Regions from separate parts of the Homo sapiens genome. Here region 1 is linked to region 2. The links are chromatin contacts, found by Hi-C or POLR2A ChIA-PET in ENCODE. All regions are on one chromosome and are shown on one strand. Each heading gives the region's core, a stretch centred on a gene start or an enhancer-like site at or near the end of the contact. The rest is flanking DNA. Distances are from core to core; before and after follow the strand shown. Region 1 overlaps PKIG (cAMP-dependent protein kinase inhibitor gamma). Region 2 has its middle 29 kb from the start of PKIG.

What was found. A loop is a pair of places that touch in the nucleus more often than their neighbours do. ChIA-PET counts read pairs that join two places held with the same protein, here RNA polymerase II (POLR2A). Pooled maps may share reads with other maps.
Region 1: a loop to region 2 is called in a map of endothelial cell of hepatic sinusoid, with 5 times the contacts of the local background. The contact joins two enhancer-like sites. A Hi-C loop is called at or near these places in 6 of 168 maps with a recorded cell type or tissue (cardiac septum, colonic mucosa, endothelial cell of hepatic sinusoid and 3 more) and 1 of 50 pooled maps. POLR2A ChIA-PET finds 5 or more read pairs at or near these places in 8 of 52 experiments (B cell, MCF 10A, Panc1 and 4 more).

Annotation. Positions count from the first base shown.
Region 1 is chr20:44,612,278-44,617,872 of GRCh38, reverse strand. It overlaps PKIG (cAMP-dependent protein kinase inhibitor gamma), which reads right to left. Exons shown (of 4, transcript NM_001281445.2): 3 at 3,166-3,339. The coding sequence starts at 3,316. Among named protein-coding and RNA genes, the nearest start is that of PKIG, 32 kb to the right of the region's middle. RefSeq lists enhancers at 1-99, 1,994-2,123. Within about 2 kb of position 2,550, at least 14 of the 41 ENCODE cell types and tissues checked have a DNase peak (open chromatin) inside an H3K27ac peak, as active enhancers do.
Region 2 is chr20:44,550,906-44,556,149 of GRCh38, reverse strand. It overlaps a transcript of PKIG not described here. Among named protein-coding and RNA genes, the nearest start is that of PKIG, 29 kb to the left of the region's middle. Within about 2 kb of position 2,874, at least 5 of the 41 ENCODE cell types and tissues checked have a DNase peak (open chromatin) inside an H3K27ac peak, as active enhancers do.

The DNA.
Region 1 (5,595 bases), core at 1,301-3,800, 62 kb before region 2:
GGGTTTCACCATGTTGGCCAGACTGGTCTCAAACTCCTGACCTCAGGTGATCTGCCTGCCTCAGCCTCCCAAAGTGCTGGGATTATAGGTGTGAGCCACCGTGCCCGGCCAATGTTCTTCTAAGAGAGTAAAGAGCACTGAACCAGGCCAGCTCAGGGAGCGCCAGGGTGTGGCCTGCATCAGAGTCTGTGGGGGCCAACCGTGCATCATGGGGTGTGTGTTGTACCTCCTTCTCAAATCCATCCTGTCAGACATCTTGGTGGGGTGAGGGGCAGCAGCAGGCTCACAGAGATGGAGCACCTCACTGAGGGGAGTCAGGATACAAGCCAAGTCTCCTCACTTTCAGCTTCCCTTGAGCCCCCCTGTGCAAGGTGGGACAGGCAGCTCCTGCCACCCACTGGACCAGCAGTGCAGGTTGAGGGGAGTGCCAAACTCACACCCAGGCCCCAGTCTCCATGCTTTCCTCCTCAGGCTGCATGATAAACAGGTGTCTTTTCATAAGGTGCACCACGTGGGGCCTGGCATGTGGGCAGAGCTCAATAGGTGGTACATTCTTAAACCCCAGTGACACTGTGCAATGTTACTAGGTGCCCTACAAGCTCACTGAGGGCCTGAGTTCAAATCCAGCCCAACCAGACCACACCTTTTTATCCTTCAGGCTAAGCCCTTCACAGAACCAGGAGAATCACCACCCTATAGCAAGCTCCAGGGTCTGCAGATGGATGGGCACTTTCTCGTGCAATGCACACAGTAACATGGAGGTGTAACTAGGGTCATGATATGCATGAGAAAACCGAGGCCCAGCGAGGTGAGCTGATTTGCCTGGATCAAGGGTGGAGAGCCCTGCCTGCCACCAAGGCTAGTACCCCTTCTACCAAATTTAACCTCCTCCAATAAGCAGCATTCCTGAAGGTTTATAGAGGCCTGACATCAGCACTGCCTCACTGTGCCCCTGCGGCAAGCTAGGAAGTGGGTGGTAGCTCGGGACCCTATTCCGAGCCCGCTGCCTGGAAAGCCTGCTTTTATTCCCAGCGGGGTGGCGCCTGGAACTCTGTACTCCCCCTGCCTTGGGGAGTCGCTGGAGTGGGCGTGGCCCGCAGCCCCGCCTGTGAAACGGAACTGCTCCCTGCGGGCTTCCTGGAAGGCTCCTTGGCCAGTCACTCTTGCCTGGACGCCACCGTGAGTGTTTCCTTTCCTTCAGTGAGCACTGTTCTTTCCTCAGGCCCCCTTTTTAAATGTCAGTCACCCTGGCAGGTGAATGTCATGTAGCCAGAGGACCCATACTTTAGGGAATCTGAGTCAGGGAAAACAGGTGTTAGGAGAGCCTGGGCACATGGGCCAGCAGCTACAACTGCTGAGGGAGAGAGAGACAGAACAGAGCTCACCAGAGCTGAGGGTGAGGACACAGAAGCCTTGAGAGAGAGCCCAGGGCAGCGTGCCCAGTGTGGCAGCTGGACATGCTGGTCATTCAGTCGGTCAATGAACAGCCATTGACTCGGTACCTCCATCATGTGCCAAACACCACCAGGCACCGAGGGCACAAGACACAGAGCCTGTGCTGGAGAAGCTCAGTCTAGAGCAGGGCCATTATGCTCAGTGGGCTCATGGAGGCAGCAGGGAGAAGAGGTGCCTCCCCGGTCTGGGAGGGGTACTGCGGTCAGGGAAGGCTTCTCAGCTGAGCAGATGCCTGGGTCTCTAAGAATGAAGAGAACCCAGCCAGGCAAGGGGAGGGAGGGGAGAAGCAAACAGAGGTGCAGCGTGTGAAGGCCCACAGGGGCTTCTGAGCGATCAAAGTACTTGACTATGGCTGGCGAGAGGATGAGAGTTGATGCTGGAGAGGCGAGCAGGGTGAGCCTGTGGAGGTTCTGCCTGGGCCACGTGACAGAGGAGAATGAATAGATTATGGGACAGGGAAGGCTTTTGGGGTGGGGTTCCGTCGACAGGGTGCTGGGGGCTCTCTCTCAAGCCGGCCAGATTCTATGTTAACTCCCTGGGTGGCCCAGAGCAAGTCCTCCAACTTCTCTGGGCCTCAGTTTGTCCATCTGTAACATGAGAGGGCTGGGTCCAAGCCCCGGCAAAGTCTTCTCTGTTCTGTACTTTTGATTCACTTCTGGCCAGTGAGGGGCAAGAAGACTAGGGCTACCCAGGGAGGGGCAGGGCTGTGGCCCTCCGGACAGCCCACGGGGAGACAGTTGCAGCCTGATGGCTGTGCTGTGAGAAGCACACACGGCCTCTGTGGCGCTGTGAGAGCAGGAGGGAAAGGCCTCAGCCGTGCAGGGGTCAGGGAAGCTTCCCAAGGAAATTCCCAGGCTGACTGTGGACTTGAGCCAAGGGGTTCTCTGGGGGAATGGAGGGGGTGGGGGTGTTCCAGCCAGGACTTGGGTGGGTGGATGCTGTTTCCTTTTGTCATTCGGTCTGTGGTTACCAAGCACCTGCTGTGTGCCAAACAGAATGCAAGGCCTCTGCCCTCCCGGCGCTCACATTTAGACCCCTGAGACCTTGTCAGAGAGTGATGAGGGTCATGTGATTGGGGAAGGCTGATCTAGCACTCAGAGAAGGCCCCTTGGAGAGGCTTGACTGAGAAACAGACCAAAGGTAGATGTAGCTGGAGGGTGTCAGGGAGAGGAGTGGCACCGGGTGAGACTTGGGCAGGGCCCGGCCTACAGCAGGACTGCCCCAGGGCAATGTGACAAGCTTAGCTTCACTCAGTGAAGCCACTGGGGGATTTTTTTTTTTTGGCAGAAGCATGATGGACAGAATGGTTTAAATGGGGTCTGCTGGCTGCTGCATAGAGCTGAACAGGAAGGGCGGAGATGGGTGTAGGGAGCCCAGGGAAGCCGGCCGCTAAAGTCAGCCAGGTGAGAGCTGTGAGTGGCCAGAGCCAGGTATAGCTGTGGGGATAGCGAGAAGTGGAGGGACCTGGGCTAGGGGGCAGGGGGACAGGAAGAGTCCCGGATGCCTGTCCAGAGGAGTCCTTGGGGCCTGAGACTCAAACATCTTCCAACCTAGAGATTGCTGGACTCTGCCACTGACCATGGGGCAGGCCTGACTTAAATGTGGTTTCTTCTCTAAGAAAGTATGGGCAGTCTAGGACTTGGAGGCTAGCCCGGGGCCCGGCAGAGGGCCTCTGGCATGCAGTAGTGCCAAGGACCTGCTGGCTCTAACCTGCCCCCTCGAGTGCCAGCTCGCCCATGTCTCCAGCCAGCTTCCTCACGCTCACAGCCTCTGAGTCTCCCTGGATGTCAGGGACCGCATTCCGACGGCCTGTCCGGTCACAGGAGATGAAGTCCGAGTAGGAGGACTCGACCTCCATCATGCCTGTCGCATCGCTCCTCAGGCCTGTGGGGACAGAAGGCAAGGGGGCAGAGGTAAGTCCAGATGCATTCTGCAGAGAGGACAGCTCCAGTTCCCCAGCACAGTGGCTTCTGTCAAAATGACAGTTATTGCCTCTTATTGAAAACAAAGCAAAAAGCACAGAAAAGTACAAAGAACAAAACAAGTCACTCATAATTCCACACCCAGACAACCACCATCAACATTTTAAAGAACATGGGCTCAGACTTTTCTTTAAATAAAATTATTGACAAACATGTACACACATTTATTAATACCATGCGCCAGGCACTGGCACAGATACCACCATGAACAAACTGGCCATGGTCCCTGGCCTCACAGAGCTTACCATCTACTACAGGTGGCATAAAGTCACCTCGTACCTAAGTCATGGCCTTGGTGCTCAAGGCTTCAAGGGAGAATGCAGGGTGCTGGAGTGATCACTGGGACCTGATCAAGGCTGGGGGTCACAAAGTGACATTTTAGCTGAGAACCAAGGAGGACGAGGCGTCATGCAGATGAAGAGTGAGGGGAAGAGCACTACAGAGAGGGGAACAGCATGTGTGAAGGCTCTGAGGGAGGGAGGCATGAGGGCTTGGAAGGACAGAAAGAGCCAGCAGGCGGGAGCATGGCAGAAGAGGGACAATGACACCAAGGACACTGCTGAGGTAGGCAGGAGCCAGACCACATCTGGAACTTGGTTCCTGAGGGGCTTTAGGCAAGGCCATGAAGTAGCAGCCGTGCATTTTCAAAGGTGACTGTGGCGGCCGGGCACAGCAGTGCTGGGAAGGGGCAAGTTAGGAGGCTCCTGTGAAGTTCAGGTGCCAAGATGGTGGGTGGAGGAGGGGGGCAGTGGGAAGGATTCTAGATATAACTTGGAAATCGAACCAACAAGAAGTAGTGTTGGATTGACAGGTAATTTAGGTTTCTGGTGTGAATAAGTAGGTGGACAGAAGTGTGGTTTGCTGACATATGGAAGAACAAAGGAGGAATATTTGAGGGCATAAAGTCCTGTTTGGCCTATTCGGTAACTTTGAGATGCCTGTGAGCCCTCCAAGGGGAGAGGTAGGCTAGGTACATGGAACTAGGAGGCTGGAGCTCAGAAGAGAGGTGGAGTGGGGAGGAAAGATATGAAATTAGTAGTTCTAGATCAAGACCATCCTGGCTAACACAGTGAAATCCCATCTCTACTAAAAATACAAAAAAATTAGCCGGGCGTGGTGGCGGGCGCCTGTAGTTCCAGCTACTCAGGAGGCTGAGGCAGGAGAATGGCATGAACCCGGGAGGCAGAACTTGCAGTGAGCCGAGATTGTGCCACTGCACTCCAGCCTGGGCGACAAAGCGAGACTCCATCTCGAAAAAAAGAAAAAATAAATTAGTAGTTCTTACTACAGAGACAGCAGTTAACAGCCCTGGTGCTTGGTAACACAGTCTAGAGAAAGGAGAGAAGAGTGCCACATATATAAAGAAGAGCCACATACATTTAGAAATGATTTGGGACCATACCTTATGTTGTGTTTTGTAGCCTACTCTTTGGGACGCTTTAGAACATGTCACTAAGTCTCCCTCCACATGAATTTTGTGCCAGCATGCTTGGATGGGCCATGATTTACTCTAGGATGAGGCCTCCAGAAATGAACACAGAGGTACTTCCCTGTTTTCTACCGCCACACACAGCACTGGGACTTTATGAAAGTCTCTGTGCCCATCCCTAATTGTTTCCTGAGAGTATATCCCTAGAAGTAGAACTGCTGGGCTAAAGGGAAGGGTGAAATAATTTTTAGATTTTTGACACATTTCCCAGTTGCCTTCCCAAATAGCACAGTGGTATTCATGATGACAAAAAATTGGCAGAAAGACTTATAAAGTCAGTGCTGTTTTTATTTATATTCCCACCAGTAGCACACAAGATTGTCCATTTATGTACTCTTGGCAACAAGAAGTACTGCTACTATATTAACAAAAGGTTAATTTGCGAAGGGGATACTAGTATCTCTCATTGAGCACCTATGGTTTTCTGAAGGCAATTAGATAGCAGTCATTGCATGGACTCTGGCTACCTCGCAGACCTGAATTAGTAAGTGGGAGGGGTGGTCTAAGCACTGGCCTGACTTTAGGAGTTCATAGTCCAGTGGGGTGGGCCCATGGGCCCACCCAGCAAATCCTAGTTCTAGACCCACTCAGGCAAATGCCCAATGTTTTCTCTAGTGTGAGGATGTTTACTGCACCTGGTCAGTAATAGCAGCCTATAGGAAACCACCC
Region 2 (5,244 bases), core at 1,625-4,124:
TTAGGTCTCTAGGCTGGGTGTGGTGGCTCATGCCTGTAATCCCAGCACTTTGGGAGGCCAAGGCGGGTGAATCATGAGTTCAGGAGATCGAGACCATCCTGGCTAACAGGGTGAAACCCTGCCTCTACTAAAAATACAAAAATTAGCCAGGCATGGTGGCACGCACCTGTAGTCCCAGCTACTTGGGAGGCTGAGGCAGGAGAATCGCCTGAACCTGGGAGGCAGAAGTTGCCGTGAGCAGAGATCACGCCATTGCACTATTCCAGCCTGGGTGACACAGCGAGACTCCGTCTCAAAAAAATAAAATAAAATAAAATAAATAAAGTAGGTCTCTAATATTCCTCCCAACTCTTGGGTTTTATGACCTTATCACACAAGTATTTTCTTGTTAAAAAAAATGAGGTTCCCTAGCAAGTGGACAAAAAATAAATATACATATATGTGGAACAATAAAATAATCTATACACATATACACACACAAAATGAGTGGGAGTACTAAGATGAAAGAAATATTTTCAGAGTATGAACAGGATGCTTTTCAGATGAAATCCTCAAGTATCAACAAAGAACTGTGGGTGAGCTTAAATCATGTGGGCCTAAACTACTCTGTAACTTATCTAAAGCCAACAGGATGGTATCTCTGAATTTAGACACAGAAAGATACATGGTAGTTTGGATATTTAGAAGGATTTAGTTTAAAGCCAATGTTTACAAGAATATTTATAAACTTACATAAAACCTATAGAATTTGGCAAGCTTTGGAGAGACAAACAAACAATTCTGGTCAGAAATGAACTTCCTGTAAATAGATGTCAGTGTTTTGACAGTACACTGTTAAGCACTATTCCTTATAGTTTTTGTAAAAGGAATAAAACAAAGGTAGAGAATACACACATCTCTCAATACATTTTCATGTTTGTTTACTTGTTTGTTTTCAATTGAAATTAAAACATTTCTTAATTTCTAATACTGACGATAATTCTATCGATAGTATCTTTTCTTTTTTCTTTAAGAATAACATCAACAAAAATAATAATGACAACATCAACAAAAATAGCACAGTAACATGTTAAATGATTTCTGGCAGTCTGTCAAAAATACAGATATTAAAACAGATATTAAAATAGGACACTTAAATGATATTAAGCTTCAACAAATCTGTAAAACCCAAAACCGTAACAATTTTTAATACCCTACTCTCAGAAAAGAAAAAATGTCACATTACTATAGAACAAAAGTAAATCAATAAGATGATTATTTTCCTGTATCTTATCGAGTTGGGGGAAATCCTGTCTCTGTAGGTGCCCCCACGCCCCCTGCCCTTTTCAGAAGACTTTCTTCAAACTGCAGGTAGCCTGGAAGTCTTCCCAGAAAATCTTTGAAAAAACACAGTCTGTTGTCTTCTGCATAGACACTTTGGATCTTACAAAGCACTTAGAGGTTTGTCCTCTGCTAAAAACAAGTTAGGAAAACCAAGAATCTGTTTTTTGCCCCCAAGCTGGAAGCTCCTGCCCACCAGCAAACTACTGCCTATTCCAGCTCTGTCCCCACTGGTACTTGCCACCCCCTCACCCCCTCACCCTTGTCCCAGTTCTTAGCTAGCAATTAGCATCAAGTCTGGACCCTGCTCAAAAACCCATCCTTCCCCTTGCTCTGACTACCAAGTTAAAAGTTCCTACTCAAAATGGGGTGTTGGTTACATAGGTATATGCATTTGTCATGAGCATTTCACTATATGTTAAATTTATCTGGATTAAAAAATTTTTTAGGCCTTGCACAGTGGCTCACACTTATAATCCTAGCACTTTGGGAGGCTGAGGTGGGTGAATCACTTGAGGCCGGAGTTCGAGACCAGCCTGACCAACATGGTGAAACCCTGTCTCTACTAAAAATACAAAAAAAAAATTAGCCAGGCATGGTGGTGTGTGCCTGTAATCCCAGGTACTGGGAAGGCTGAGGCACGAGAATTGCTTGAGCCTGCGAGGCAGAGGTTGCAGTGAACTGAGATTGAGATCATATCACAGCACTCCAGCCTGGGCGACAGAGCAAGATTCTGTCTCAAAAAAAAAAAAATTTTTTTTTAAATTAATAAACTGGTCTACAATGCTCTGCTGTCACTGTTAGCTTCTCTGAATTTATTTTGTGCCAAACTTCCCTCTCACTGTCCTTTGGTCACTTTTTTCAGCTTCTCCAAGGGCAAGCTCTTCTCTCGACCCCAAGACTCATAGCTCATTTCAGCATGTAATACTCTTCAGCCAACCCCACATTCCCCTAACTAACCCTTTTCTCCTAGTTAATGCCTACTCACCCCACCAGACTCAGCTTGGGTGCCTTTTCCTCCAAGGAGCCTTCCTTCCTCCCCTCACCCGTGTGCACAGGAACATGTTCACATATGCAGGCCAAGGCATCTCTCTGTTCCCTTAGCATTTACTATAAACGAGCATTAGAGTATAAGGTCCATGACAGCAGGCACTATGTTTTTATTAGTCACTGTCATAACCCTAGCACCAAGTATATCACAGATGATCAGTAAATGTTCATTTAATGAATGTTAAATGAAGGCACAAAGATATCAGTCATTCTGATCTATAAAGCTTCCTTCACCATTTTGCTGATCTAATGTGCTGTCTGGCCTCTCTGTTATCTGAAATCCATCTGTGAAGCTACCACAGCTCTGACTCTAATACTGCTTGGGTTTCCTATCTCAGAAGAGCAAACTTTCCAGGTTCAACTTAAGGCAACCATTTTCAAAGAGCAAAATGTGTTTACTCTTAACATGTACACTTCAGGCACTTGTCTAACCTCTCAGCCAACAGAAGTGGTTTGTCTAGACAAGGGTTTATGTGAGATATTCACTACATGGCGTTGGTCATACTGGCACTCCGAGGCAGCATAAACTTTAGCCTTTCCTGGGATGGAATTAATGACCTGATACCTTCAAGCTTTCAACTTTGGAAAATCACAAAAAAGTAAGTCAACTGATTCCCTAAAAATTCTCTCTCTTGCAAGGTTGTTATGAGGCGGTGGGAAGAAAAATGAGAAAGATGAGTCAGTGTGAGTCAGTGTTAAGAAAAAAGCTCTGCTTCTGGTAAACAGTTTGCTCTTTTACTGACAGGACTAGGATTACCCGACTCCCACTTCTAAAAATACACAAATAACAGGTGGTATACATTATATAAGTGGTTCCAAAACACAGACTCAGATCATTGACTCTAAAAAGGGAACAGTTAATCAGCAATGAGCCAGACCTTCCCCAGAGCCTGCTTCTCGGAGAAGCCCCCAGACTAAGTAAGCATTTCCCTAAAGACAATTAAGATCCTAAATGCTTCCACTGCCCACTCAAGTGACCTAAAGGAATGACTGAACCTCCCTTACAATAACAACTACTTCATGAGCACCTACTACGTGCCAATAACTCTGCTAGGCTTCATACAATTCATCTTTAAACTTTACAACAATCCTGTAAGATGGTTGTTATTATCCATGTTTTACAGATAAGGAACCTGGCGCACAGGGGTTGGGTTAGATTTATATACAGTTGCATAGTGGCAGCACCAGATTTGATTCAAAAGTGCCTGCTTGTCTCCTTTCATTCCAAACTGAATTCAGAAATATATATGAATTACCCTGAGCAAGGCAATGCATCAGGTACTGCAGGGGATACAAGCTAGAAAAGGCTACTCCAATTATCAAGAAAGCAAAATTGGAAGTAAATGAGACTATGTAGGAGAGCTTCATCTCTCTATTTCCAAGATCCCAAACAAGGCCCGCCACACATAAGTTGCCCAGGAAATTACTACTGAAACATATGTGGAAGAAAAGGGAAACACACAATCAAATGTAACACAGGCAGTCTGTGCTTAGTGTCACAAGACAGAATGTGCTGTGATGATTTAGATTGTATCCTGATGGATGGCTTTGAGAAATACGCGCAAACAACGTGGCATTTGAGATAAGTCTGACAAACAGACTGACAGACAACAGAGAAAAGTAAAGAGATCAATGGAATATGTCAGGGGTAGTAACAGTTGAGACAAACCCTTTGGTACCTCTAGCAGCACAGGGAGAAATAAAGCTAGAAGAAACAGATTCTACATTGTGTTGGCCCTGAGTCTGCTTCAAGTCCCTTTTTATATAGAAAAGTGTAGCAATTACGAATATTTCCTAGCCGATTCCAATACACGGGGAGACACTCTTAATGGTTAAATAAATAAAAATCTGCTGTATAACCTTTTGTGGAACAAAGTGGTGGTGGTAGAATACAACAGAATAAATGAATATTTGTTTACAAATCTAGAGCATATGTGGTTGTAGAACTAAAGGAGAATTACAGATAAGTTCTACCACCTTTATTACCTCAACTCTGAATCATGATGATAAGGATTCTGTGACAGCACATTTTATTTTAATTTAACCTATAGCTCCTTCAGCAGAAGACCAGTCAAGTCAATGACACTCAACAGGCACAGCTGGCTAGAGGACTTTCTGGAAACGGAGGGGATGGGAGGCATTTTTTGGTTGACACAACAGTCAATTGTCTCCTCATTCAAATGGGCATTTAGTAGGTAGAGACCAAGATGTTAAACATCCAGCAAATTGAGGGGCTGTCTTATAGAAACAAAAATTGTCCCTTTACTCTGCTTGATTTTTAAATATCAAGATACTCATGTAAAGCTCTTTACAGTTATCTGAACCTAGAACTCCACTCCTTTTTGTCTGTAGCAAAGTACTTTTGCATGATTTTAGAGGCAATGTATTTTCCAAGAATGCATTTACCAAGTAAAAGGAAAATGTTGGGCCGGGCGCGGTGGCTCACGCCTGTAATCCCAGCACTTTGGGAGGCCGAGGTGGGCAGATCACAAGGTCAGGAGATCAAGACTATCCTGGCTAACACGGTGAAACCCCGTCTCTACTAAAAATACAAAAAAATTAGCCAGGCGTGGCGGCGTGTGCCTGTAGTCCCAGCTGCTGGGGAGGCTGAGGCAGGAGAGTGGTGTGAACCCGGGAGGCGAAGCTTGCAGTGAGCATCACTGCACTCCAGCCTGGGCGACAGAGCAAGACTCCGTCTCAAAAAAAAAACAGGAAAATGTTGCTTTGTTTTGTATTTAAGGAGTGAATTATAATGTCCATAATATATTTTCAAATAGTTCAGCAAAAAATTGAAATACACACATGCAGATAAACTATATGCAGCAAAATGTTAACAATTGTTTGGGCTAGGTTTTTGATACAGGTGCTCATTGT